2 separate regions of the Homo sapiens genome follow, and region 2 is linked to region 1. Evidence: chromatin loops called from intact Hi-C (ENCODE). Cell type or tissue: gastrocnemius medialis. All regions are shown on one strand. Each heading gives the region's core, and the rest is flanking DNA. Links, peaks and the distances in the headings are about the cores only. Region 1 has its middle 15 kb from the start of CTAGE1. Region 2 has its middle 82 kb from the start of CTAGE1.

Evidence for each region. A loop is a pair of places that touch in the nucleus more often than their neighbours do. Peaks named below come from ENCODE experiments on the same cell type or tissue, not always from the same donor. Only the 100,000 strongest peaks of a DNase experiment are listed, where the experiment ranks them.
Region 2: a loop joins it to region 1, with 2.0 times the contacts of the local background. A loop is called at or near these places in 3 of 110 quality-filtered maps.

What each region holds. Positions count from the first base shown.
Region 1 is chr18:22,424,189-22,440,954 of GRCh38, forward strand. No RefSeq gene overlaps it. Among named protein-coding and RNA genes, the nearest start is that of CTAGE1, 15 kb to the left of the region's middle. In gastrocnemius medialis, for the core only: no CTCF peak of the experiment used is centred there; a DNase peak (open chromatin) is centred at 8,582; H3K27ac peaks cover 377 bases.
Region 2 is chr18:22,329,396-22,343,189 of GRCh38, forward strand. No RefSeq gene overlaps it. Among named protein-coding and RNA genes, the nearest start is that of CTAGE1, 82 kb to the right of the region's middle. In gastrocnemius medialis, for the core only: no CTCF peak of the experiment used is centred there; a DNase peak (open chromatin) is centred at 8,150; H3K27ac peaks cover 660 bases.

The DNA.
Region 1 (16,766 bases), core at 5,077-13,076:
GAGGCTGACGAGCAGCCATGATATTAATATTTACTGCCCCCCTTGACATTTGCAGGCTGGATGGCAATTCTGAATGATCTTTAACTGGGACACAGAAAAATTGCTGATCTCGAGGCAGGGGTCAGTCCTGTGGGTACATGTGGTTCTTCTACACTGAGTGGGGGAAACTCACCAATCTAATACTGCATGTCTTATCTGTCGTATTTATGATTCAACTCCACACAAGTGCTGACTATTAGCAATGTGCTCCTTGCCCTGAAGAAATAATTATGCAAAAAGAGAGGGAAGGAACAAACAAAAGTACTCTTTCCATCTCACCTGTCGTCTTGCAGAAAATAAAAATGTATTTTCTATCCTTTGGGGGTGATTTTCTGAGAAATAAAACTCTATTTCCAAATGGTAGTTGACCCATAATTAATCCCATTTATTTGGGGGGAATGTTACATGTTATGTGTTTTTCCCACTTAACAAATGAGAATCTTACTGGCGTGACCTCCCTTACACAACGGAAAGTCAGCTCCAGCAGTTCATTGACCCCAAAACCAGACCTATTCAGCTAAAGTTTCGTGCAAGGTTGAGCAACGATCTAGCTTGCATTGGTACTATACAGACAGCCAGTACAGGTCACTGGGGCCAGAACGCCATCAGGACCAGAATTCCACTGGAACCTCAAACCTTTGGCATCCCTCCAAATGCTCCAGAAGAGTGATTTGCACTCCAGAAGATCACTTACTTTGGGGTCTAGGCATATCAGAATATCTGGGAAAGGGGGAAAGTTTGAAAATGCAAGTCAATTTCATGATGCGATTTTACATATGAAAAAGGAAAGAAAATGCCTATTGATTTCACACATAAAGATAAGTAATCAAAATCTCTTTGAGGATAGCAGGACATTTTTGTTTTTTCAAAAGGGGGAGTTGCTGATTTGAGAAATATTGCTATAAAGTTTAAATTTTCAAGTCTAGATTGAACACAGTGTGTAGGAAGCATAGAGATTAGGCTTGCACGCTTTGGAGCCAGACTGTCTGGGTTCAAGTCCTGGCTCTACTGTCTGTGACATTGGCAATTTGCCTTAAACTTTCTAAACCTCCATTTCCTCACTTGTAAAGTAAAGATGTCTTAATAAGACCTCATTATAAGGTATCGTGGGAATTAAATGATATAATTTATGTTAAGTAGAAAAGTGTCAGACACATAAGAAATGTGCAATGATGGTAGCTATTATTAAACACCATCCTTTGACGTCCCACTTTTTCCTTGTTCTATTAAATCTTTCTAGGAACTTCAGGTTCTTGGCACTTCAAGTTCTTGTAAAATGTTCAGTGGTATTCAAAATGTGTTTTCTCTAGTTTTTCTTTCTTTTTTTTTTTTTTTTTTTTAAGAGGGAGGGTCTCACTATGTTGCTCAGGATGATCTTGAACTCTTGGGCTCAAGCAATCCTCTCATCTTGGCCTCCCAAGTAGCCAAAGCTGGCTCATGTCACCAAGCTGGCTTTAGTTCTAATGAAGATTTAAGATAGTAAAGTCCATCAGACAAAATTCTGGTGATATAATAATATATCTTATATTCTCTCAACTCCTCCCTATTTATAATGAACAAATGTTTGGACAAAAAAAATGTTTAGTTCACCACCATGGAGTACATACTGTTAGTTGCCTATCCAACATGCATACAATCCCTATGCCCTTCTTAAGGGAACTGCTGATCATCCTCTCATTGTTGTGTACTTCAGGGAAAACTGAACCTCAGCCTCAGGTATAGGGAATGAATCCTGGGTAGTTTAAGCCAACCATGGTAAACCCATTTCCCATGCTGACTATTAATTTAGAAACAGACACGTAACATGCTGAGAAGTCATCTGGATCTTCCACTTTCTTCACTTCTAAGAAGGATACGTTAGATGGGATGCCATTTCTTCCTTTCATCATAGTTTTGTTTGTATGTGACACCTAGAACTGCTGTTGCCATCTGGAAACCATGAGCATAGACCATGTTGTCAGGGCAAAACTGAGGGTGGCATAGTGGGAGGATGTCACAAACCTGGGCCCTTGATGACATGCGAAGCTCCCGATTGCTCCAGCATAAAGCCCATGCCCACTGCTGGACTGATTCTTGTGTGAGATCCAACTTAAATTTCCAACTATTTAAGCCAGCTTGAGTTGGGGCTTTGTATTATTTATAGCCCAAAGTGTACTAATACCCAGCATATTAAATCCACATTAAAATGTCTTAAAATAAACTGGAAAAAGTCAGGCATGTTTTTATATGGTCCCAACATCACCCTTAATTTCCCTCAATAACCTCCTCTCTTTACCTCATCTCTAAAGTCATCCTATCAGCTCTACTTCCAAAATATCTCTGAATCCAAATACTTCTTCCCATCCCTACTGCTGTCACCCAAATCCAAGCCACCATCATTCTCTCCTGTATCACAGCAATAGCCTCACAGCTAAACTACCACCCTTCATGCTTGCCTGAACTTCTACAGCCAGTTCTTTTTCTAAATTAAGACAACATTTACATAATATAAAATTTACCATTTTAATCATTTTAAGGTGTATAATTCAGTGGTTATTAGTATATTGCCAACGTTCCACAACCATCACCACTATCCACTTCCAGGACATTATCATCACCCCCGCAAAACCCCGTATCCAGTAAATGATCATTTCTCATTTTCTCCTCTCCCCAGCCTCAGACAACCACTAATACAATCTATTCTGAGCACAGCAGTTGGAGTAATATTTTTCAAAGATAAATCAGATCATGCCACTTCTCTGCTTAAAACTCTCCAATGACTTTGAATAACATTTAAATTCCTTAGCCTGACCTAGAAAACCATTCACGATTTAGTCCCTGTCTTCAGTGCTGTCTGGTACCATTCTCCCACTTGCTTGCGAGGTTCTGTCCACACAAGACCTCTGTGTGTTTCTTGGACACAACAGCTCATTCCTCCTTCAGGGCCTTTTCCATGTGTTCCCATTCCTCAGATGCAGTTTCCTGCTTGGCAGATTGGTGCCTTCCCAACATTCAAGTTGCACCACAGCTGTCCGCTCCTCAGTGAGTTTCCCTGGCCGAGACAGCCCCCCATGACACTGTTGCTCCTTAACCTCCTCCTTCTCACTTTCCTTACCTCATTGATCACTATCTGACACATTCATTTTTAAAAATTTAATGAAAGCCCATAGTTTACTCAGATTTCCTTTGCTTTTACCCAATGTCCTTTTCTCTTCCAGAATCCCACCCAGGATACTATATTACATGTACTTGTCTTGGCTCCTTAGGCCCCTCTTGGCTGTGACAGTTTCTCAGACTTTCTTTGTTTTGATGACCTTGACGTTTTTGAGGAGTGGGATGCTCCTCTATTGGAATTCGTCTGATTTTTTTTTTTCACGATTAGACTGGAGCTGTGGGTGTTTTGGAGACAGAGCACAGAGGTAAAGTGCCATTTCATTGCATCTTATCAAGGGTTCACATTCATTTTTTATTTGTTGCTTACCTGTCCCTCCCACTGTTAGAATATTAAGCTCCATGAAGGTAGGAACATTGCCTGCTCTGTTCATAGTTTTATTCACAGAACCTAGAATAGCATCCAGTACAGAGCCTCATTAATTATTAGTTGATTGAAATCATGAATAAACTAGAAAACAAATGACCAATATACTGCCTACTGTTTTTGCATGTGAAATAAAATATGGGTCAAGAGGATTCATTGAGCATAGGTCAAAGACACTAAAACCCTTTCAAATAATCTGGCATATCCGTGAGATAAATCTAAACCCTCATGCAAATAAATAATTAACCCAAGGCCAATAGCACATTCAAAATCATTAATGAAAATTGATTTTCCTTTTCTGTGGGGCTGCGTCTCCCTGCTGCAACACAATCCCATTTGCAGACTCAGCCAGGATTCATTGTGTTTCACTTCATTTCTACTCAGGGTCTTCTATTTCCTGAACCGTGCTAGCCTCTGTGAATTTTTTTTCTTTTTAAATATTTGGCTTGGTCAGCCTATGCATGAAAAGGGTATGAGTGACTTTATGTAGGTAAGCTTTGAAAGGTAGCAACCCCTCTCAGAACAAGGAGTTAACACATGAGGAGAAGCCAGGCTTGTCCAGCAGAGAATGCAGGGAGGGTGACCGAGCCCTGGGGCTGAATGAAGGGCTCTGCCAACTGACTTCATGGTGCAGGGGAGCAGGAGGAGGAGTCTGCTGGCAGCCGGTTAAATGCCTTTCCAGGAACATGGTGAAAACTGATTAAATATAGATGCAATCATATGAAATGATAGAGGGAACCTAAGGGACGTCTCCAGCCATTAAAACACCAAACACCAATGGGAGCTCCCTAGTGGTCACGGAGGAAGTTCGTTTTCTGACATGAGCTCCCAGAGAATGAAGTCCCTGAAAGGAAGAACTATTTGTATTCCACTCAGATTTCATGTAACCTTTTCTTTTGGAAGCTTCAGTAAGCAAAGGCACATTTGTCAAGGCTTCGGGATGAATGTGGAAAGCTTTTGAGCACTGAACTTGGAGATACTCAGAAGGGCTTACTGGAAAGGCTGCCCTGGGCTGGGAGCAGTCAGACATCCACTCCAGCTGGCCAGGCAGTGTGGGCCTCAGCTATGATTACCTCCAATGAGCCAATTTCCTGACTGTGTGTAACCTCCCAATCAATTTATTTGAACGTGAGTTTCCCTAGGTAATGAGCTGCATCGTGTATCATTGGTCAGAGTATTTACTTTTCCTAGCATGCATCAGAGTAAGTGACTTACAGGTCAAATACCATAAGGTTACGTAAGAAGTTTAACTAGCATTTCTTATTTCATTCACCAATACTATCATGAGACATTTTGTGTTTCCTTGGGTCTATGGTGCCATTAATGGTAGCACTATGGACTGAATGCATAGCATTTTGGGGACAAAGAAAACAACCACAACAAGACATGTTCCAATTTCAGAAAAGGAATGTGTGGAAAATTTTACAAGATGGAGCTGAGGAAATTCGGGATGTCAAACACCAAGTGAGTGCTTGTAGACACTGAGAATTCCCTGGTAACTTTGTGGTGCAGAGCCCATTCATCTCACCAGTCCCCACAATGCTTCATGGACGCTGGCATCAGTGTTTCGAGTTCCAGCTTTCCCAGGACTCCTCCACATGAGCTGGTTTGAGGAAGCCTGAAAGACCCCTGGGCTTCACCCTGCCTCTGGGCCCTCTGCTTGCTCAGGCTGGGCAGTAGCGGTGGTCCACTACCCCCTCCACCCTTCCTGGACAGGGTCTCCAGAGGGCACATGAATTCCATCCTTCTGCCCTGCTGGCCAAACCTTTCTGTTTCCCATCTGTTAGGGTTCCCATGTGGGCTGACATCAGTTCCCACCCCCAGTGAATTCTCAAAGGTCCCCTCTGTCTGTTCAGTCCTCAATTCCCACCGTTCTTTATATTCAATCTTGTACTGTCTTCTTACTACACTTAAGTTTTGACTTGAGATATGCATTCTTCCTCTGTTACCACCAAAGAAGAACTGGGTTTTCCTGTGTTTGGTTCTGCATTCTAAAACACCACTAATACCACCTCATCAACAGCTAGCACCTAGTGAGCACTTCCTGTATGCCAGGCTGTGCAACATGCACACACAATGCCATGTTTGTGTAATCTCATAATCCGCCACGACTACCTCTGAGGCAGGTACAATTATTATCCTCTCTTACAAGTGAAGCAGATGAAGCCCAGTGCTTGGGTCAACAGCCCTCATTGACCAAGCTACAAAAGGAAGAGTCAAGACTCCACAAGGCCTGCATGGCCTCACCACACAAGCTCACAGCCAGTGTTTGTGAGGCCTCTCCTTTGGCAAGAGGTGCAGAGCTGCTGTACAAGTAGCCACTGTGAGTGAGGGGCCTCCTTGGTGGGATGGAGGGGTGAAGGGGAGGGAGAAAATGAGGATGAATACCAGGTTCCTGGCTTGGATCACTGGGTAGACAGTGGTACCCCTCACCCATGTTAGCAACTCAGGAGAAGAAGCTGTGGAGGCTTTGGCAGCAGCCTTCTGCACTTTGTGTCCTGTCATCTTGCAGAACATCAAAGGCCAATGTACACATGGGTCCAACACTCCAGACAATATTTTCCTGACCCCCTTGACTCCAGTGACCTTTACTTGGATTCCATTTCAACCAGCCACCCTCTTGGCTATGCTTGTTCCATGCATTCCCCAAAACTCCCCCATATGAGAATTCCCATGTTCAAATGACCACTTTCTGTCTGCACTGGGTCTGTTGGACTCTTGCTCCAGTTATTTGCACCACGTGTTTTCCTGCCTCCGTAAGACTCCCAAGCCTTCAGCCTGTCTTCCCAGCTACCAACGTATAAACTCTATCCTGTCCTTGCTCTTTTCCAAGCCTGGCTGCCCCCATGAATTATGTCCCATGCTTACCTCTGCAGCCCCCTCTCCTGCCACAGCCTGGTCTCTCTTTGCTCCTTGTTCCAGGCAAAACCATGACCAGATATTTCCCTGATTCTAAGATCCCATTTGTTGAAGAGACAATAATGTTTAATAACAGATTTCTAGAAGAAAGACAACACTACCACATGAAATGTATGCAGTCATTGGGAGAAATCTTTGTATTTAAGAAATGATCAAAGTGCAAACAGATCTGTTTTAGGATGGTGAGATTTCAGTTCTTCAGTCTCTCTCATCCCCAGGTCATGGGCACACAGTTTCTGGCTGGAATGGAAATACTATCTCATTTAACTTTTAAACAATGCTGCAAACTAGGTATTCGCATCACCATTTTATAAAATGGAAACAGTTTTAGAAACATAAAGTTATTTTCTCTAAGAAGGTTACACAGGTAATAAGGGAGAAAAATTATATTAGTCTGTTTAGGCAACCATAACAAAATACCATGGCCTGGGTGGCTTATGCAACACACATTTGTTTTCTCATGGTTCTGGGGGCTGGAAGTTTGAGATCTGGATGTCGGCAGGGTTGGGTGCTGGGGAGGGCTCTCTCCCAGGCTTGCAGAGGGCCACCTTCTTGCTGCGTCCTCACATGACCCTTCCTCAGTGGGTGCTTCCTCTCCTTATAAAGTCACAAATCCCATCATGCAGGACCCAACCTCAAGACCTAATGTAACTCTCATTACCTCCCAAAGGTCCATCTCCAAGGTCTCATTACCTCCCAAGGTCTCATCCCATTGGGGGTTAGAGCTTCAACATATGAGTGATGAGGGAGGGACACAAACGTTCAGTACATAACAATAATCATGTCTTAAACATAGGCCTTCTCATTTCAATTTCTAATTTCCTTTTATCCTGCTACACTGTAGCTGGATTCATTAATTCCTACTTGCCTTCTAAAACCCAGTCAGGGTGCCCACCGTGAAAAGCCCTTCCAGACCCTGTTTTCCAAGGCGGGGCTGGGCTCAGGGCTCTCCTCTGGGCTTCCCTCGGATCCTGTGCATTCTTTTAGTCCTTCCCACTGTGTTTGAGAATCACAGATAGGTCAAGGCCTTAGTAACTTTGTGTCTGTAGAACCAACAAGACTTGTTCCATCGTGGCCCTTCCAACAATATTTGTTCCGTTTCCCTGGAGCAATTTGACAGCCCATCGGGCATTGGGAACGGTTTTATCTGTTTTAGGACCATTAGAACTTCAAGAATCGCACAAATGCTACTGGTTTTTTTTCAGACCTTCAGAAACTCCCAAGCCAATGCTTTCAGGAAGTCTTAAATATTCATCTTAGAAAACTCTAATTAGTATTGCAAATTAAATGTATCCTTTTCTGGTCTGGCTATTATACAAATGGAGGTGTTTTTTCAGTTGTTGTTTTAAGACAAGGTCTCACTTTGTCATCCAGGCTGGATTACAGTGGCGTGATCATGCCTCATTGCAGCCTCGACTGCCTGGGCTCAAGTGATCCTCCCACCTCAGCCTCTGGAGTAGCTGGGACCACAGGCATGCACCACCACACCCCAAATGGAGGACTTTTTTTTTTTTTTTTTTGATGGAGCCTTGCTCTGTCTCCCAGGCTGGAGTGCAGTGGTACGATCTCAGGTCACTGCAACCTCTGCTTCCTGGGTTCAAACAATTCTGCTTCCTCAACCCCCTGAGTAGCTGGGATTACAGTCATGCACCACCACACCCAGCTAATTTTTGCATTTTTAGTAGAGACGGGGGTTTTGCCATGTTGGGCAGGCTGGTCTCAAACTCCTGAACTCAGGTGTTCTGCTTGCCACAGCCTCCCAAAGTGCTAGGATTACAGGCATGGGCCACCATGCCTGGCCCCAAATGGAGGTTTTTCACACCAGACCTGAAAATCCATTCGTTGGGGAGGATAGGAACGTCTAAGTTGTTTGATGTTTGGCCCAGACTTTTAGAAAATCCCACAAGTAAATTTTACTGGTAGGAACAGTGGGAATCAAACTCATCTCTTTGAAAGGCTTGATGATAGCAAAGTCTCCCGAGACACAAGTAGTGATACGGGAGATGGAGCAAAATAACTTGCTCCATATCTTCCTTCCTTAAAAGAATTGGCCAAGGAACGGCTTGGATGACTCATTGATCTCTGCCTGTGACCCGTGCCAGAGCCTTGCCTGCCGGGTTCTCTGAGTTTCTGGTGAAGCATTCAGACTCCATGCAGGAAGTGAGGTCATGATTGTTTTGGCAGTTTGGGTGGCGTTTATCCTTTGGTAGCGGCTGAAGTTTATCAGTAGGTTTAGCCTTTGCACTTTGAGAAACCAACTATTATCTCACTCACAATTTAGAATAATAAAAAGTCCATGGCAGAAAAACGTGCAGTAAGTACAGATAAAGAACAAACGAGGGAGAACCTGGTGTTCCTGTCCACATCAGCCCCCCAGGGCACACAATCTATCCATGCTCTGATAGAGTCCGTGAGAAGGCGCCACCGGCGTTCTCGCTTTTTCTTTCTGGTAGCAGCTGCAAGTCAAGACATTTCTTGGAGAGCGGTTGGGAGTAGAGAAAACACGTTACATCTTTAGTTAATAATTTGGATTCAGTTATATCCTGAAGTGACCTGCAAGGGGGACACTTAGGTTTAGGAAGACCTCTTAAAGGTTTGTCTCCTCCCTGGGAGCTGTAATCAGAGCAGTTAAAAGATGGGCTAAGCCTCCGCAGTTTGTTGTCAGAAGTGGCTAAGAAGAATCTGGTAACTGCTGTCAGGGACCCCTCCTGGAGGCTTCCTGTACCCCGTGGGACGCCGACCAGATTTCCAATGTGGTTCTAAGTCTGAGATGCTACAAGCTTATGCATTTACAATTACATAGAGAAACAGGGTTCTCCTTTAACACTTTGCTCATGAGGGGCATCCCAAAGACTAAAAAGTACGGAACTGCAAAAACAAACGAACAAACAACTTTGCAAATCTTGCTTTAAATATCCAAAGCAAGAGAAAAGTAACACATCACCATTAAAATGATCTTAGATTGGTAAACTATCTGAGCTGCTATACTATTATTAATGGGAAAAAAAAAAACACCTGGATGAAGATGTTAAATAATTCCATAAGTCACTATCATTCATCAAGCAAGTAAGAGACTTTTTATGCAACTACAAACTCTGGCTTGACTTCTTCAAATTTTGTTTTATGTTTTATTTTTTATATCTGGAATATATTGTGAGACTTAGAACAGATGGCTATAATCCCAAAGCATATATATGCATTATAGTTTTTAGGAGCTAAAAACTATAATTAAAAATGATTGTATGCACACACAGTGCTGAAAGATTTTTAAAACAGAAAAGCTTCATATAAAATGTGGACTTTCTCAGCCATCCTGTTACTTGATGCTCTGTAGACATGCTCTGGGTGAGAGGATCATACCTCACAGTGGGATCGGGACACCCCAAAGGGAGATTGTCTTGTAGTTGGATCAGTTCGGCCTAGTCCACACTTGGAACTCTCCCCTGCTGGTTTCAGTTACGGTAGACTGGAATTGGCACATTACCCAGAGGCGGAAGGGAAGTTACAGTGTCTGTGGATATGTATAGTGGTGCCTCACACACTAGATTTCATGTCAGACAAAGCAAGTTGAAATCTGCAATCTGCTTTTTATTAGCTTTGTGACCTTGGGCAAGTTAATCTCTTTAATCCCCGGTAACACTGTGGGGTTATTTTGAGGTTTAAATGAACCCACGACGGCCACTTCACTAACTCCCTAATTTTCTTATTACTCATCAGGTCCCCATGTTCTCTCATCCTTCCTTTCATGGCTTAATTAATTCATGGCTTAATTAATGGTTGGCTCCATCTTCACAAGCACCCTCAAAGCTCTCTTGTTTCTCTCCCTCCATTGTACTTGCCTGGAAACCCCCAGCCTAAGATGGATCCACCAAGCTACTCTTCTGGGAGAGAAATCATTCATACCAACAGGATCACAAAACACACTTTTCCACCTGCATCTGCCTTGTGCTCACAGTGCCGTTTGACCCAGTCGGCCACCATCTTCTTGGCTTCTTAACACCACCACCACTTCTTAACACTTCTTGGCTTCTTAACACCACTCTGAGATATACTTTCAAGTTCTTTGCTTTATTGTTTAAATTAAAAATAGAGGGGTTTTTTTTCTTGTTCAAAGGGTTGCAATAATAATTTTTCTAGAAGCCGGACACGATGATTTTACTGAAGAGACTCCAACCCTGCCTCTAATCAGAGGACCTAAATAATCACTGCAAATCCTGAAGCCCTAGAGCTGTGTTCCCTGAACACCTAAAGACAGAGGAGGTGAGGCCAGCAGTCTCCTTAACTCTCTGGGTCAGCCTCAGAGATGGCCATCAGCTGATTCCTCTTTTTTATTCCTTAAGGGTTGAGAGTTGAAGAGAGAAGTCAATTGATGCCACCACTGAGTTTTAGGACTTCAAAAAGAAATGTATAAATAGCTGTTTGGTTTTCTTGCCATTTCCACCAAGGTCTAAGTGGGTGGGGGTGAGGCGGGGTGTTGATGGACAGGGAGCAGCCATGATTCATTGGCCTCTCCGTTTTGGGAGGGAAGCTCACTGGGCTATTGCTGGTGACTGCACTTTCACAAATGCTCCTCCGGTGCACTTTCCCTCTGTAAATGGCTGCCTTCACTTGGAGAGTTACCTTTTTTCAGTGTCTTTCACAGCTTTCGTAACTTCTAGCTCTAGGAAAGGGTATGAGAGAGTTCATGTCTTTGTCAGTTATCCTGGAGGAAAGCAAACCAGTCCTCAAAAATGAGTTACTCATCATGTGAATTCATTGGTTAAATAAAGGCTGAATAGTGGGAAGAGTTACTCATATACCGTAACAGACACTCACAGCCATCTGGCTGTCTGGCCTCCTCTTCATGCCCACATTACTCCTTACTCTAAATGAGGTTAATGGGAATTAATATATATGTATTAGGAAAAGGAGACATCCTTGGGGACCTGAGCTCCAGCTCATCAGTACAGTGCTCCTCTCTAGGTAGACAACAGGGTACTTGGGGAAACACTGAGTAATGGTTGAAAGATAAATTACATATAGGCTAGTCAATATCTTGCCAATTAAGCTTACTGTATTCCTGAATAGAACATTTCTGAGAAAAAGACTGGCATCTAAGCAGTTCAAATAGTTGCATTTTATTGTCCTATTTCATGGGGCAATTTCTTTCCACATTGACTTTCATACACATAGACAGTGGAAACAGCTTTTTAAATTTACAAATAAAATACTTCAAAATTGTATCTGTAGGACTGGCAGTCATTGAGAAGAAAAATCAGCCATCCCACAAGACAATGCTTGATAACAAGAGTCCCTAAAATGTGTGATGTGCTTGGTGAAATATTTCTATCCTACTCATTAGCGTATTTGAGCAGACTTTCTTGCATGCTGTCTCTCTCCTTCCTATCAATGCTATCTCTAGTCCATGCTATTAATTATTTACATAATGCCCATATTGTGAAATACATAGCATGCATTATGAACATCAGACAGTGCTTTTCTGTGGCTTGTATCACGGTATTCTATCAACCCACTACATAAACAACCTCTCTCATATGTAGACTGCATGATGGTCCTGATGAATTGATCTTGTTCAGATCCTGTGTACATATTACAGCAGTGTTTTATCACTACATAGATATACACACACACTCAATAGTCACTGGTGTTAAAATAAATATTGTGACTTTGCCTAGAGAATGGCCTCACTGAGTAACTGGCGGCATCAGATGGTCTTTATCAGTCATGCAGATAGGAGCGTGCCTGCTCGTAGCTTGGTTGTCTTGTTGTTTGGGGTGATTCTCCTTTTCATCTATCCCAGGGAAGGGTTCTGTTCTTCATCATAGCAAGCCCATGGGATGGTCTAATTCTCTGTGCACAGGAGAAATCTAAAAGCACCCTGTTGAATCAGTCAGTCCAGTTTCACTAAACGTTTTACTCAATTCAGTAGCATTTATTAACCACTTAGCAGTGTATTCTGAGCACTGTGGGAAATATAAAAGAATAATAATCCTTTAAAGAATGTAAGCTTGAATGGCTTAAGATCAAAATTGTTCTTTTTTAGCAGCTTTAAAGGGTTATAATCCACATATCATACAATTCACACATTTAAAGTGTACAATTCAATGGTGTTTAGTGTATTCAGAGTTGTACAACCATTATCAAAATCAAGCTTAGAATATTTCATTACCCATAAGAGAAATCTTGCAATTAGCAATCATTCTCCATCTTCCCCTCCTCAAACTTCCCAAACCCAGGCAACCATGAATCTACTTTCTGTCCTACGGATTTGCATAATCTGGACATTGCCTGTAAATGAGATTATACAATATGTGGTCAGTTGTGACTGGCTTCTTTCACTGGACATAAGGTTTTGTTCATTGATGATGTAGCATGTATCAGTATTTCATTCTGTGTTATTGCTGAACAACATTTCATTGCATAGATATACAACAAATTATCCATTCATCAGTTGATTGCCATTTTGGTTGTGTGCTGTTATGAACAATGTACATAAAACTTATGTTTTTATGTACATGTGTGTTTTCATTTTTCTTACATGTGTATTTAGGAGTAGAATTGCTGGGTTACATGGTAATTATATGTTTAACACTTTGAGGAACTGCCAGACTGTTTTCCAAAGTGGCTGCACTATTTTCATTATCATTAGCCATATACAAGGGCTCTAATTTCTCTACATCCTTGTCAACATTTGCTATTATTTATATTTTTATTTAATTATAGCCATTTCTGTGGATATGAAGTGTTATTTCATTGTGGTTTTGATTTGCATTTCTCTTATGACTAAGAATGTTGAGTGTCTTTTCACGTATTTAATGGCCATTTGTATATCACCTTTGAAGGGATGTCTGCTCAGATTCATTGCCCATTTTTCAACTGGGTTATTTTTTCTTTTTATTATTGAGTTGTAGGTGTTCTTTATATATTCTAAATACAAGCCCTTTTTCAGATATACGATTTGCAAATATTTTCTCTCATTGTGCGGGTTATCTTTTCACTTTCTTGATGATCTTCTTTGAAACAATAAAGTTTTAAATTTTTATGAAACTTAATTTGCCTTTTTTTGTCACTTGTGGTTTTAGTGTCTTAATTAAGAAGGTTTTGCCTAACCTCAAGTCATGAAGGTTCACTCCTATATCAAAGTCATCTATTCTTTGTTGATCTTCTTTCTAGTTTTTCTATCTATTTCTGAAAGTGGGGTGTATAAGTCTCCAATTATTACTTGTGAATTATCTATTTTTCCTTCTATCCATTCTGTCTATATTTGCTTTGTATATCTGGGGGCTCTGTTGTTAGGTGCACGTATGTTTAAAATTGTCACATCTTCCTGATGAATTGACCCTTTAAGTGTTGTAAAATGTTCTTATTTGTCCCTAGTGAAAATTTTTGTTTTAAAGTCTGTCTTCTCCAATATCAGCATAGCCACTCTAGCTTCTTATGGTTACTGATTGTATGATATATTATGATATATCTTTTTCATCCTTTTACTTTGCATCCTAAATATACACAAGACTTCCACAAAACAATCAGAAAATGACCAACAACCAATATGCATTAGTTAAGAGCAATTCTACTCCTAAGTATATACCCAACAGAGATATGTGCATATATTTAAAGAAACAACATGTACTAGAATGTTCATAAAAACAGCATTTGGTTTTTTTTTGTTGTTGTTGTTGTTTTGTTTTTTTTTTTTTGAGACGGAGTCTCGCTCTGTCGCCCAGGCTGGAGTGCAGTGGCGCGATCTCGGCTCACTGCAAGCTCCGCCTCCAGGGTTCACGCCATTCTGCTGCCTCAGCCTCCCGAGTAGCTGGGACTACAGGCGCCCGCCACCACGCCCGGCTAATTTTTTGTATTTTTAGTAGAGGCGGGGTTTCACTGTGTTAGCCAGGATGGTCTCGATCTCCTGACCTCATGATCCGCCCGCCTCTGCCTCCCAAAGTGCTGGGATTACAGGCGTGAGCCACCGCGCCCGGCCAAAAACAGCATTTGTAATAGCCTCAAACTGAAAACAACCCAAATGCCATCAGTAGCAGAATTAAGAAGTAATTTTTGGTATATTCACACAACAGAATATTATATTTTGAACAGAATGAGTTATATACAGTCACACACAATAATAAGACTGAATCTCACAAACATAATATTGAGTTAAAGAAAACCACAGAAAAATACATATGTATGAGTCCCTTCAGATAAAATATAAAAACAGATAAAATTAGCCTATGCTGTTAAAAATAAGAGTAGTGGTTACCCTTCTGGGGGATAGGTAGTAAAAGAGGGAGTGTTGGAGATACTTGTTACTCAGCTGTGTTTACTTTGTGAAAATTAGTTGATATATATACTTTTCTATACATATATGACTTCAACTAAAAAATTGTAAAGAGAGCTATAATTTAAATAAAATATGGAATTCCTTACATTTTCTTTAAAAAGCTAGCATATAGTGAAACCTGACAAAGATGGCACAAAACATTTTTGGCCAAGCCTGCTTATGACTACAGATACAAAACATTTTTAAAAAACACTAGCAAATCTAATCTAGCATCACGTTAAAGGATTAATGCTCTAGAAAACCATGAATGACTTAATACTAGAAAATCTAGAAATGTCATTGATTCCATCAATAGGCCAAAAGAGAGAAACTTTATGTTCACCTTAATAAATGTTAAAAGACATTTAACAAAATTCATCATCCATTTCTGATAGAAGTTAAACAAATTACATATAGAATAGTCTCTCAAAATGATTAAAAAATTATCTCAACCCAGTAGCTTACATCATATTTAAAAGCAAAACAATAGAGTGTTTTCCAAATTTATTTTGCCAAGGTACATAACTTAAATTATAATGTACTGAAGAGCTACCAGTAGGAGCTCATGACATATGTATAATACTATGTTAAGATGGGACTTTCCTGTTGACTCAGAGTTTCAGCTATGTCCCCCAAATCTGAGAACAAATACAAGAGTTGTTTAATATCTCCCCATCCTGCACCTCTTGGGTGGCACTAGACTGTCCATGCAGGACAGGCTAAGAAATTGTGAAACCCTCTGCCAGAATTGGCCCATCACTCCCCTCTAGGATATAAAAGAGAAGACAAAGAATTCATTGTAATTAAAGAGGTCTGTGTTGAGGTTTTTTTTTTCTTTTCTTTTCTTTTTAAAGAATGGCTAATGGGCCATGTATTTCACCCATGGAAGAAAAAGAGAGAGTCTTTGAAGTAGGGTTTTAAGAGTACTATTTGAAAAGCTTGACATGGGTCCCCTGGTTAGAGAGAGACAGGCCTGGTATCTGATTGATCCCTGAAAAGAGTAAAGGTAAGAGGCTATGACTGGCCAGGAGCTCCAAGATAACAAAGCCAAGGGAAGAAGTTGATTAGAAAAGCTTGACTTCCTCAGTTGGGAAGGGGAAAGAACGTGTAAATTTCCTATGGGCCAAATATTGGGTCCAAAGAATGAAGCTGGATTATATCATTTTGAGAGGAACTATGTTGGTCATATGTGACTCCTAACAGAGAGACAAACTCCTGGAATTCATGGTGCTAGTCATTAGCAGCCAGTAAGAGGAGCACTGCCTATGTGAAGGTAGCTGTATGTGAGAGATCCTAGCAATAGTCAAGGAGAATTACAGAGGAGAGGACCCTAAGGACCTCATAGGAACACCCCAAAAAAGAGTGCATCTTCATAAGGAGTCTGCTATATGCAGAGGGCATCTATTCTAGGTTACAACTGCACCAGCCAGGTAAGACTTTTCTGTCCTTTAGCTGTCCTCTCTATTCCTACTTTCCCCTAACTCCTAGCCTGTGCCCAACCTTGGAGATGGTTAAAACAATAGCTTGCAAATAGGTGAGTTGGTGGAGCCAGACATGGGAAAAGAAGTTGGCCAAAGTGCCTATTTCCACTGCAGGTTTCCAAACCACTGGGGAAGGAGACATGTGTATTAGGCCATTCTTGCATTGCCATAAAGAAATACCCGAGGCTGCGGTAATTTATACAGAAAAGAGGTTTAATAGGCTCATGGTTCTGTCAGCTGTACAGGGAGCTTTGTGACAGAACTTGCTCAGCTTCTGGGGAGGCCTCAGGGAGCTTTTACTCATGGAAGCCAAAGGGAAAGTCAGTGCCTCAGAAAGCAGAGCACGAGCAAGAGAGTGAGTGGGGGTGGGGCACACACTTCAATGACCAGATCTCATGCGAACTCAGAACAAGAGCTCAATCATCATCCAGGGGATGGCCCAAGCTATTCATGAGGAATCCACCCCCATGATCCAAACACTTCTCACCAGGCCCTA
Region 2 (13,794 bases), core at 4,159-12,158, 96 kb before region 1:
AACCACCTAACATGCAGAAACAGTCCAGTGGCAGAGGGCTGAACCACATATCCGCTTTCCTACAGTCCAATGGTGGCAGGCTGGCAGGAAAATGGAAGCCTCTGCAAACGGCGTGCAGTTTACATAGCATTTTCACTTAACACCATCCCCCTGACAACCTGGCAACCTTCATTTAACCCCAAACTCAGGACCCCAATCCCAATCCATTGCACAGGCGAGGTGCTCAGATGTTCCTCATAGACAAGGAACAAATCTCAGGTTGGCCCCTCCCAGATTCCCTGGCTTGGAACACACATTCAGGTGCATCTGCCACCCTGGGTCATTCTAAAAGTGTGCCTAAATTATTGCTATTCGCTGAGTTTACCCCACACCAGTTCACTGTCTGCTGCAGTGTGGAGGATGGGCTGGAAGGAGTGGAGGCTGAGGTAGGGAGAGTGCCCGATGGCTGTTGCATGCAGTAACCGGGGTGAGAGCTGAGGCTACCAGGATGCATACGAGGTGTTATCAATCGAAGTGGTGGACTTTGATGGAGATGAGGAGATTGGAGAGGATGCTGAAAAGATAGCTATGGATGTGCTGAGTTTTGGGTCTCCGTGGGAAACACAGGGTCACCCAGTAGGCAGACGGTAGCTACTCTGCTTCGTTGCTCTCAGGCAGAGCCTGTGCATATGAGCTTTCGTGAAGGCTCTTTGATAATGAGGACTTCCCAATTATGACTTAGTTTTCATTGAGAAACCTTTCAAGGATGCCATCATTAGAGCTTACATCTGAAGGAATGAAAGTCACACACTAAAATTTAGACTTTCAATCCATTTGGAACAGACTCCTGTGTGACCTCAGTCATTCTCTTTAACCTCCCAGAAGTCCATGTCCAGGAGAAGGTGGGGCTACAGGAACTACCATGTAAGATTTTGTTCATTAGTAAGATTTTATGCCTCACAGGCTGCTTTCTCAGGTGGTGGAGATAGAATGAGTGGCAGGGTTTGCCATCAGACATTCAGGAATCTTAGGGGCGACTCCAACTCCATTTATTCATTCTGGCTTGGTAACGGGTGGGTTGTGGTCTCATTAGGTCAAAGGATGCATTCAGTCCATTCCCTCGGTATCTGTAGGCATCAGTCACTCTGTGGTTTCCATTTTTACATTGTCCCACACTCTTGCCCATCATTCCTGTCCCCCCAGCAGGCCTGGTTGCAGACCCCCTATTAGAGACAAAGGCACAACTTGTAGAGAAATGAGGGAAGTCGTGAATTGTGTAACTGACCAGGGTACTGCCGGAAGGGCGCCGTGTGCCAGATTAAGTTTCTTAGCCGGGTCTGTTAGGTCATTTGATAGCTCACTTAGCTCTTGGGTGCCCTTGCTTTTTGTGTAATCACACTTCTTTTTAGAAGAGTCCCAAACATAGGCCTAATCCTGTAGCATTTTTACACACACAGGGGCTTTTGTTTCAAGGCCTTCTCATGCAAATCATAGCTTTGAAGCAGTTAAACAAATCTCCTTGCAACCCAGGGAGGCCGATGCCTGTCTCCACAAAGAGAGCAAGGGCCCAGGTAAAAACTAAAGGAAATGTTTTTTGTTTTGTTTCTTTTTTTTTTTTTTGGCAGGGGTGCAGGGTGGATTCTGGTCAGGCTTTCCTTGCCAGGTGGATTTAAACTTCAGCTCAATCACACATGATTTAAACTTCAGCTCATATCCCAAGCAGGACTAACACTGGGGGTTGCTGATAGGAGGAGAAGAGATTGGGAAATGGAGGTAGTTAGAGAGAGAGGAACTTTGTTCAATATCGTCACTTTTTGCGGGAAAGGAGTAAGTGGGGGAAAATGCATCCTCAGCTGATCCACAGAGAAGACCAACTGTCTTCCCTCCTGATTACTGACATTCTCATCCATGGGTAAACACAGAAAAGGAAACAAAAGCAGAAAGGTTTCTTGTCAGCAATTCCAGTAAGATGTTTCTCCAGCCAGAGACGAGCCTAGAGCCAGCACACTTCAAAGACAATACAATCGCCTGTCAGCTGCAGAATTTCTCCTGGTCCAAGGTAAAATATTGCATGGAATGATGAGGCGAAAGTGTGGGAAGGAGAAGGTGATAACGTTAAGCCAAGGAAACAAAAGAGACAAGGAGTGATACTCCAGCAGGGAGACAAGCTCTGGGACTATTTTGGCCTGAACCTAAGGTAAAAATGACATAAGAGGCAAGCGGGTGTCTTCTGGCCAAGACATCAAAGCTGCTGCATTTGGAATGTTGTCATGATCCATTTGTAAAAGGCAGCCATCCTCCAAATGATATGCAGTAACCAGTGAGTATGTTTGCAAAAAGGACTTGGGTGGAGATAGTCAAAATCCATGAATGTATTGCAGCAATTATTCTTTTCCCTGGGAGATCAATAATGGATGGGGCAAGGATTGAAGCCAAGAGGATCTAAGGATCATAGGAAATGAGTCCCCAGGGCTTTCCAATGGAACCCTAGGGTGTTATATTTTTGGACATGGCTACAGTATTTGGAAAGGTAGTTCTTACTAATACAGTTCTGTCCATGTAGAGCTCACAGATCAAAGGATGGAAGATAGGGGGTTCATGCCAAAAAAGTAGTCTATCAAATGCTTTATTAAGCATGGAAAAATGAGCTTTGGCAAGGATATACTCTCACATGTGCAGAAAAAGTGATCAAGGTAAAGAAGCCAGTAGAGATCTCTAGAAGCCAGAACTGTGAACATTTTTCAACTGCGATGAAAGGAAAGAACAGACAACCATAATCAGGAGACATTTTGGGCAATGAAGGATTATGACATGAGGCCATTTCCTCAGGGAAAGTTGGTTGTGGTTTGGGAAGTTTGGGCTTTGGAGCTGATGATGGATTTGGAACAACTAATGCCTGGTGGCAGCCCCTCAATTAGGGAACAACACAGGAATCTGTGGGAAGGGCTGGGTTCCCAAGAAGGCATTTCAACACTTGTCTAATAACCTCGTCTCTGGTTTTTTGAGCAGCCCTAAACAACTTGTTCCTGAAATCTAAGTAATGGATTTCTGGGTGTCACCTCTTTGGGTTAGGGAAGTTAAACTGATTTCAGTTGCATTGTTAAAATCTTAGGTGTGTCTGAATAACAGCTGTGCTGGTGCCTACTGGAGGACAGAAACATGGCAAAGAGTAAGGGGAAGTGATGATATAGAATGTGTAAGGTGGGAATTCAGGAAACAATGACAGCAAAAGTGATTTGAGAAACAAAGCCAAAGGAAAAGGTGAGTAAAAAGAAAAGAAGGAAGTCCCATCTTCTACAGGGCAAATACCCTGGTTATTTAGCACGGTGCATAAGGCCCTCTTGGTCTGCATTTGCTGCCTGCTGCCTCTAGTGTTGCTGCATCATCCCCTTAGTACAAGACAATCTGTAGTTCCCCAAATGGACGATGGGAGGCAGGGTTTAATCTGGCCCCAGTGATCTCCACTTCCCAGTAGCCACATCACTGTAGAATCCCCTCTCCTGAGTGTGGGCTGGCCCAGCAACTTGCTTCTAACTGTCGGAGAATGACAAGTGATGGGATGTCACTTCCCGTAATTAACTGACGGGAGACTGTAGCTTCTGTCTTGCTAGTGGATGCTGTCTGTTGCCTTCCTGGTTTGTGTGCTTTGATGAAGCAAGTGGCTGTGTTGCAGAGGTCCACTTGGCAAGGGGATGAAAGTGGCCTTTGGCCAACAGCCAGCAAGGAGCTAAGGCCCTTTATCCAACAACCCTTGAAGAACTGAAATCTTCTAACAACCACATGAGCTTGGAAATGGATCCCCGCCTTGACCCTTCAGATGCGACCCCAGCCCTGGCCAGCGCCTCGATTGCCACCTTGTGAGAGATCCTGAAGGATGGATCCAGCTAAGCCATGACCAGGTGGCTGCCCCAAGACACTGTGGGATCATAACTGTGTGTTGTTTTAAGCCACTCCATTTGTGAGTAATTTGTTAGGTAGTAATAGGTATTAATGAAGAGTTCTTGAAATTTCATGGTCCATGCATTTGCTGTGGTCTTTCTGATTCTTTGGAAAGCCCTTTCCCTCCTTCTCCTTGCCAGCTTGGTCAACCTCTACTCATTAGGACGTGGTTCAAGCGTGATGTCTTCAGAGAGGTCAGCCGTACTTTCCCCATAACCTGCCTTTACCTGGACTTGAATTATCCTTTCTTTGTCCCAACCGGGCCTTGCATAGACTTTTATCACAGCACATAAGCCTATAATGCAATTTTCTCTTTTCCTATCAATCTCCATAAACATTGGAAGCAAATAGCTCCCTGCTTTCCTGGAAGGTAAAAATGTTTTCACTGTGATAGACTTTTCAGAAACACATGAAATCAGCTTTGCTAATCATGAAAGAGACAGATATTCCATTTGTTCTGTGACAGGGTAAAGATGGCATGTTTTTCATGGGGAAAGCAATGAAATGCTCAGCACTCCTGTAGCCAACTCAGCACTCCTTGCTCCCTGCATTTTGGTTAGTGTTTTTATTTTTCATTTATTTTTATTTTTTAGAGTCAAAATTTCACTCTGTCACCCAGGCTGGAGTGTAGTGGACCACCATGGCTCACTGCAGCCTCAACTTTCTAAGCTCAAGCCATCCTCCCACATCAGTCTCCTGAGTAGCTGGGACTACAGGCATGTGCCACCATGCCTGGCTAATTTAATTTTTTTTTTTTGTAGAGGTGGGGTCTCACTATGTTGCCCAGGCTTGTCTCAAACTCCTGGCCTCAAGCAACCCTCCTGCTTCAGCCACCCAAAGCACTAGGATTACAGGTGTGAGCCACTGTGCCTGGTGAATTTTGGTGAGTTTACTCCTATGCTCAGCTCCCTACTGGGTACTGAGCATGCACCTTGACAAGAGTGGCACTCATCTCTAGACACCTGGCACCCTATGTTTAGCACAGAGTACAGTCATTAGTAAATGCTAATTAGGGATGAAGGCATGAAAAAATGAAGGAAATGATTGAATGAATGTATAATGAAAAAAGACATGTGGCTCAATTTGGGGCTTCTTGGTGCTAGGAGGTGGGAGGAAGGGTCTTGCAGATTTCCTGTAGCCCAGACTCAAGGCATATCCTTAGAGCTGGTCAGGGATTGATGTGAGCAATTCCAGGGTAAGGCCCATGCAGGAGTTCCTGGGGTACAGGGAGGATAAGGGGTTAAGGAGCAATGGAAAGGGCCTAGCCAAGGCTGGAGGTGAGTGGCAATGGGGGCTGGGAGGGAGGCAGACAGGCAAGGGAGGTACCCCGGCCCCATAGTCCTTTGGAGAGAACCAGACAGAGAGAGAAAGAGGAGAGACGGCAGGGGCATCTGGAAGGAGATTCGGTACACACAGGTGGGCCCCACCCATTAGATAATGCAGGATGATGGTCTTGGGACACAGCTCAGCACCTTGAGCTTTCCTTGCACTTTGTAAAGCTATTGTGTGCCCCTGGCTTTACATTCTTTGTGATTCCATGTGCTAGAAATTATTTGTTTGTTTACGGCTCACTGTTTCTACAACATCTGTCTGGTTTAACATTGCAGCCTGAGTGTTCAGCAGCACGGGGGGCCCACTGCTTGGTCTACACCCAAAAGAAAGGGAATCCCTGTTTGGAGGGATGTCTGCACCCCGGGCTCATGGCAGCACTGTTCACCACAGTCAAGGCGTGGAAGCAATCTAAGTTCCATCAACAGATGAATGGATAAAGAAGAATATATAATACACAATGGAGTACTCTTCAGCCATAAAAGAAGAAAGACATTCTGTCATTTGTGACAATGTGAGTGAACCTGGGAGATATCATATTAAGTGAAATAAGCTAGGCACAGAAAGACAAATACCATGTGATCTCACTTATATGCAGAAACTAAAAAAATTGAATTCATAGAAGCAGAGGGTAAAATGGGTAAAATGATGGCTACTAGGGACTGGGGGAGGGAGACGTTGGTCAAAGGGCATACAATTTCAGTTAGACAGGAGGAGTGATCAAGAGGTCTATTGTGCAACATGATGATTATAGTTAATGAATTATATACTCGAAAATTGCCAAGAGAGTAGATTTTAAGTGCTCTTACCACAAAAACGTAAGTATTTGAGGGAGTGGATATGTTAATTAGCTTAGCATAGCCATTATACAACATATATGTATTTCAAAACACGTTGAATGCAATAAATTATACAATTTTTGTTTGTCAATTAAAAAATAAATAAATTTAAAAAGTGAAAATGAAACCCAAGTGCTCTTGTATTGAGAGCATTGGGTGGAGGTAGCACTGGAAAAGAGAAAATAAAGTGCAGACTGGCCCTGAGGGGCCCTTTCTGGGGGAGCATAGCCCCAATCCATTTTTTTTTGTCCTGGGACGGCAGAACTCCCTGGCAGGAACGCCTTGCTTTCCTGTGCATTCCACAAGCTCTGACAATCATCTGATAAGCACCAAGCCTTTCACTGAAACGGGGATACTAGGACAGGGCACTATGAGCTTCCTGACCCTCAGGAGCTCACTGTCTGCTCGGTGGGAGAGTGGGAGGGTGAGGAGGGCCGATGCCCGCAGAGAGCAGGGTCAGATAGACAATTCTGGGCTGGCTCCCTCTGTTCTTTAGAGGGGGCCGTGCCAAGCCTGCCAACTTGGGCTGCAGGGCGTTGTCAGGGAAAACTTCCTGGAGAAGTTGGCCCCGGGGTCAGGCCTGAGGAACAAAGACGAGCTAGAGAGGGAGTGGAGAGGACTGGGGAGTGGAAGCAGTAACGGAGGCCCGCGGGGTCCCCAAGGGCTGGGCGCAGGCAGTCAGCAGGACAGATCGAGCCTAGCTCCCCTGTCTTGGTGGGGACTCTGGCAAGGAAGAATAGTGGTGGGCGCTTTGCTGAGCCTGGGGCTGGAAGAGCGTGGAGCAACCTGCAGGGGCTTCAGGTGCAAAGGGAGGAGGGCCTGAGCTGAGGGACTGGGCTGTGGAGGAACGGGGGTGATGGGGGAGGCTTCTCTTTGGGGCGTGTGAGCAGGTGGAAGGGGAGCATTTCATGTCCCGGCCTGAGACAGGACTGGCTGTGCACCCAGTCCAGAGACAGACTCAAACTTCACCTAATCCCAGGTCAGGGCTCCTCAGGGTTCTGAGTGGGCACTGGGCAGTCTGGCTCTTGACCTGAAATGACTTAATGCCCGGGGTGCTAAAGGACATTTCAAAGCATTGGCCTTTCAGAGTCGAGGGGACCTTGGCCCTGCCACTGATGACATGATGCTTGTCATGAGAAGTGACTGGCCCTGGTCGGTGCCTTCTGTGGGGAATGCCCATTGTGCTGCTTGTGTCCTTGTGTGAGGTCATCTCAGTCCCAGGGAGAGATGAGCCCTCATCTATCTATCTATCTATCTATCTATCTATCTATCTATCTGTCTATCATCTATCTATCTATCTATCATCGATCTATGTATCCATCCATCCATTATCTAACATTGATTTATCTTACCACCACTCAGGCCCTTACCTAATCACATTTTCTGAGCTTACTTGCTTCCTAGGAATCTCTAAAATTTCTAAAAATCTAAAGTCTAAATTTCTAAAAGTCTAAAATTTCTAAAGTCTGTTTCAATTTTTGCCAACTTTCCATGACTCAGAAGATATGAATTCCCTTACTACAGACAAATTTGGGAAGGGACCATTTCTTTCCACCCCAGGGTTCTTGAGCACATCTTCCAGGGAGTCTCAGAGAAACTTATCACTTCTCCAGAGTTGTTCACGAATGTCAGATCTAGAATGAGGAGCCGAGTTCCTCGGCTCTTATGCATCTATAAGCAAGCATTTCCTCAACATTCTGCAGTGCTCACCCACCGCTCCTGAACCAGGGGACACACACACACACACACACACACACACCCCACACCCCTCTTCAAAGAAAACTGCAACCGATAAAAGTTTCTTTTAGCAACACAGAGAATGTCACAAGGTCCTACATGATTAAATGCCCAATGGTTGGTGCAGACAGAAATTGAGAGGAGGAAGAGATGCTACTAGTGGAGTCAGCCTGGGAGGAAGGACATCATGGAGAAGGGAGAGAGAAAACAGTGATGAAACTGGAGCAATTGCATAATTTGGCTGGTGCCATGGAGATGCATATATCACAGCTCTTCAACACAGGACTCAAACCTCCAGGGACAACTTTGAATTTGATCTGCAGCCTCCAGAGCTTGGGGGCACCTCCCAGGGGATGCAGCTACATAAGTGGTGAACTCTACCCCTCAGCTGGCCATCCAGGGACACGTGCGTTGGTGGACCACATGAGACCCTTTGGAAAGCCCCAACTGGTTGCCAGATCGCCTGAGAATTCCAACTCCTACTCTAATATTCAGAGCTGCTACTCGTGATGATAGTGGTGTATCCCTTTTGATGTTAAGTGCATACCAACCCCTTCCTAAGAGTTCCTTCCCTGCTCCTTCCTGCGGTTTCTGTTTCCTCCCTGAGGCTGGGGCACCAGTACCTGCCCACACCATCAGCACAAGTGTCACTTCCTTGCCCAGATGAAAGGGAGTCTGCTTCTGTCTTTTAGTTTAAGAACAGAAATGGGTTGCTATTTTTAGCTTTGCATGGGAAAATCCAAGGGAGCATGGAGAAAATGGATCAGCCAGATCAGCCAAAAATCTTTTCTGGGGCAGCTGCCATCTCAGCTGATATGGAGCAAAAGAGGAGAGAAGGGAGGTAGAGATGTCTCAGTCACTCCATTAAACACTGCAAGGCCCTCCCTAGAGCACCCTGGTCATTAGGGAAAGTGTGGAACTGAATCATTCTTGGTAAGGCAGACATTCTTTGCCTGCTATAGGCAATGAGGAAGGACAAGAAAGGCAGAGATGAGAGATGTGTTGTTCTCCCAAAACAGTGAATCCAATCAGCAAGGGGTTTAGAGATGGGTGGCCTGTAAATGGGCTCAAGGGAGGATGGGAGGTGGCCCAGGGGAGGGGTCCAGTTACAGGTGATAAAAAGAAGCCCGATCAGACAGATAGAAGGTTTGGGGATGGGGGACTGGAGGCAGGCCAAGCAATCTGTCCCCATCAAAGAGCAAAGGGAGTAGGTAGAGCCCAGAGAGAGGCACAGAGACAGGGTGGGGATGGGAAGAGGAGAACCAAGGAGGTGCTCTGTGTGTTAGGTAGTGGGGGTCCCGGAGCCTGCAGGTGGGAACTGTCTCCAGCTATTGGGATGAAATAGGGGGCAACTTTAAGCCTTAGAGGAAAGGGTAAAGCAGGGTAGGCACTGCCAGAAGAAATCACGTGCCAGGCTATTGATTTGGTCTTGGAGAGGCAGCATGACTTATTAGAGTGTGAGCTTTTAGGCAGACCTGGGATCAGATTCCTATTATGATTCTTATTAGCCAAGTGAGCTTGAGCAAATTGCTGAGCCCCTCTCTACCTCAGCTTGCCCATCCATATCTTGCAGGATGAGGGCAGTTGTCTTCAAATGGCTTTACCAGAATTAGACTTATGGAGAGCGTTGTGCTTTGTGGGAAAGCTGTGTTGTCCTGTGCTGACGCCCCAAGACACTGGTGGCAGGGGACGGTAGGGTCTGTGCAGGGTGCATTGTGTCCTCTCTTCTTGATCCTTCAAATATTCAAGGCTTCTAAACGATTTGGTGTGAAGGAATCTTTTGTGATCACCAGAGGAAGGGCTCAAGGCTGTGTCAGGATTGACTTTGGACAAAGAGGCAGTAGCTACACATGAACGGAGGCAGGGCACATCCGGCTTCCAAGTTACAGGCAACAAAGGGATGAATGATAGCAGCCTCTTCGAGGAGCATCTGTGAGGAGAGGTGGGCCTAGTGCCCTCAGCCAAGTGCCTGGCATGACGTTGGCACTAAGTAAATCAGAGTTACTCACTAGCCATGGAAGCCGACCCACAGGAGTTAGAGGGAAATCCACTGTCTGGCTTCTAGGAGGGGCTCTGGGCACTCCCACAAAGAATGAAGTGGAAGCCCATATAGGGACCTAGGGCTAGGTGGGGTGAGTCAGTTCCGGGACCACCCCATGCTGAGTCTGACCAACCCCAGCCCAGGACCAGGCTGTGTGTAGAGCGAGGGGCATGGCTTTGCCACCTGCAACAGCATGTGGGCACATATGCTGCTTCTAATCTTTCTTGAATTTGATGCCAGATTAGGAAAAAAAAATGATGACTACTTTATTGGATGCCGGATTGGGAAAAAAATTATAACTACCTGAAAATGATTTAAATGTTCACGTATTAAAACCAAACCTATGGGATTAAATAGACATTTAATCCCTCAGAAATTTCTAGTTGTTTCTCATTGGAGGGACACCGGGGCAAAGTTTTATTTTTCCTTTTGGTTTATTTAAAGCCCTTATTTTCAAGTTTTTAATTAAACTTTCTCATTTCTTTTAATGGGGCAATGTAGCAATGTGAAATATTGAAATGTAAACCTAAGGTTGAAGGTCACAAAGAATAATGTGCAAATGATTTCATACGATTCCCAGCACGATTAACTGCAGAAAGCCACCCTGCAGCAGGCTGGGGTTTCTCCTCTCCACTTGGAAACTTTGGAAACTTTTTCCTTTGATAAATACCTGCCACAGGAAATTAGGCTTACTGATCTTTTACAACTTTATCTTTTTAAAAATGTAAATAGACACACCCCAAACATAATTTTCTCCCTCCAAGTGCATTTGGAGAGCCTGCTGCATTCTTGTGAAAGCTGGAACTGTATCCCATGCCATCCTTTCCCTGACACGTTCTGTCCCTGAATGAGGTTATCTTCCTCCCAGCATGCAATGAGGCCACAGGATGACAGTCACAAGCATCAGGCTTTGAATTCATGGGGTTGGCGATGGGCTCCTTCTTGAATGTGAAAAATTAAACATCTCTTTTTTATTAGAAATCTCCCATCAGGGTTGGAACTTTTCCGAGTGTATGCCCTTAACTCTGAGGAGCCCGGCTATGATGGAAATAGCGTGTGTGTGAATGGCTGGGCTGAAGTGTGACAGGTGTTACTGCTTCCAGCGCAATGCTTATTGTTGTCATGAGCTTTGGGAACCCTGTCTGGCATAGGTGGGCTTCCCCAGATGGAGACTCTGACACAGGGACAGTCATGCAGATTATTTTTCTATGAGTGCTCCCATGAAAGACCAGCAGACATGAGCAACATGAGACAGGCCAGGGAAGGGGCCCAGCAAGGGGGTGACACGAAGCAAAGTCCTGCAGCAGAGCTCCGAGAACAGGGCAGGTCATGCATCCCTGTCATCAGCTCTTGGGTAGGGGATGGAGAATTTAATCCTCCCCTGGGGGGCTGCAAATTCCCAGGCCCATCCTGTGTGCAGATACAGTGGGCTCTGGCATCTGGGGGCAGCCTCCTACTGAGACAGCCCTGCCAGCTGTGGGGACAGACGGCACTGGGAAATGGCCACTAGAAGCAGGTGCTCAGTGACGGCCACCCCTTCCCAAAAGGGAGACAGCTGGGCCTCTGTGTGACTCTCATGTCTCTTCATGTCTCCAGAAGTGTCTCATTTGTTTCAAGATATGAGCAAACACTACTTCAACTTACAGACAGAAGAAGAAATTGCTGACACCAAGTAGTAGCCAGCTCCACTGGAATCTGCTATCTTGTTGTTAAAAGAGCGTTCAAGGCCGGGCAGAGTGGCTCACGTCTGTAAACCCAGCAATTTGGGAGGCCGAGGTAGGCGGATCACTTGAGGTCAGGAGTTCAAGACCAGCCTGGCCATCATGGTGAAACACCGTCTCTGCTAAAAATACAAAAATTAGCCGGGCGTGGTGGAGGGCACCTGTAATCCCAGCTACTTGGGAGGCTGAGGCAGGAGAATGGCTTGAACCCAGGAGGTGGAGGTACGTGCCACTGCACCCCAGCCTGGGCAACAGAGCAAGACTTTGTCTCAAAAAAATAATAAATAAAATAAAATTTTAAAAAATAAAGAGAGTTCAAGATGGCTTGGGCTGGCTAGGTTTCCTCTCTCCTTCTTCAAGGAAGTTCAACCAAATTGGGATGCACTGACTCTGCCCTGGTTCCAGGGAGTGGCTTGCAGATGTTTCTGGCAGCGCTTACTGCCTGTCACCAAGGGTTCTCTCTCACAGGCATTCTCTCTTCCCTTGCTCTCTCACAGTCTTCTCCTCTGCCCTTCCTCCTCTGTAAGCGTGGCATTCCAGGTTCTTCCTGATCCATTCCTGCTTACCCCTCTGCCTTCATCCCACACCACTCCAGGCGCATTTGATGAATGCAGCATACCTGTATAAGCACCTACTTTGTGCCTGCCACTGCTTCTGGCACAGAGATACAGAGGCAAGCAATGTGAATACTATTCCTGCTTCCACAGAGCTTGGGGGCCAGGGTGGAATACAAACAAATAAACAGGTGGTGACAAGGTAGTGTGATAAGTGTCAGGTACCCATGTACAGGGTGCTATGGGAACCAGTAAATGGAATGCCACCTGGACTTGGTGGGCCAGGGATGCTTCCCAGAGGAAGGAACATTTCCTTAGGGACCTGGAAAGTGAGTTGACATGAGCCAGATGAGGGTGGGAGGGTGGGCAGAGTGTTCCAGACAGCATATGCCAAGGCTGAGGCATGAAAGGAAGAGTTCCATATGGTGAGAAGACAGAAGATGTGCTGGGAAGAGGTAGAGAGGGGGCTGGAGGCATAGGCTGAGGCTGGACCCCACAGGGCCTTGGAAGCCAGCTCAGCAAGGCTGCAGAGCCACTAGCAGACCTTTGTAGGCCGACAGGCTTCCTAACCTCTGGGCCTTATCCAGGGATGGGGTCCCTCCAGTTCCAGTGCCCTTGAAATGGCAGGTGACCCATATGCTATAGTGTGTATCACACCACACTCTGAATGCCTGTTTGCTTGCTTGTCTCTCCCATCTGTTCAGTGGGTAAGTTGAGGGCAGGGCTAACTTTCATGCCCAGCATCGAGCACAGGGCCTGGCTCGACCTTGCCAAGGAGGCCACTGGCCTTCCTGGGAGACTGGGGTTTGGGGCCAGCTGCAGACTGGCTGACAAGGAAAGCAATAGGCAGAGAGAGGAGAAGCAGAGAGGGACAGAATATTGAGAGAGCGTGAAGAAGTAGAAAAAGGAAAGGAAATGGAAAATTGCCCTCAGCATTTTGGGCTTCTTAAAGGAAGAGAATAAAAGTATAATTCTTAATTTCTCTCTCTTTCTAATCATCTCTTCCCCCCTCCCCCCCACCCCCGCCTCTCTCTTTCTTTCATTCAGCTGGATCTCCCTATGTTGCCCATGCTGGGCTGGAACTCCTGGGCTCCAGTGATCCTCCTGCCTCAGCCTCCTGAGTGCTGGGATTAGAGGCTGAGCCACTGCACCCAGCTTAAAAGTGCCATTCTTACTACAGCTGGAAGTGAACCACAGCAAATCACCTTCAAAACAAAAGGACACCGAAGATAAGTCAGTGCATAAAAGAACCACAGGCTGAGCCAAGGTAAGAGGCCCTTTAGTGGAGGGCTGAGTAATGGTGGCGACTTGGGCCTCTGCCCATCAGTTAAGAGCATGACTCCTGTGGCTCCTTCAAGCAATCAGGATGGTAAGAACCCACTGCAGAACTGTGGTTTGCTTTTACGGTTTTAATTAAATTAAATTAACTATAATAACCAGGGCTTCTGTGTGTTTCACTTTCCAAATCAAAACGGCCTATTGTAGCTGTCGGGCACAGCGTTTCTGAGCTGAAAATCTAAGTTGCGTGTGTTGGTGCTTTTTTTTTCTTCCTTTACTAGAAGTGCAGGCTGATCTTTTGAGAGCTGAATTACAGTAATAGGAATGGAAATGAGTTACTGATGGCAGCTCTGAATCCCTAATACTGTCACTTCTTC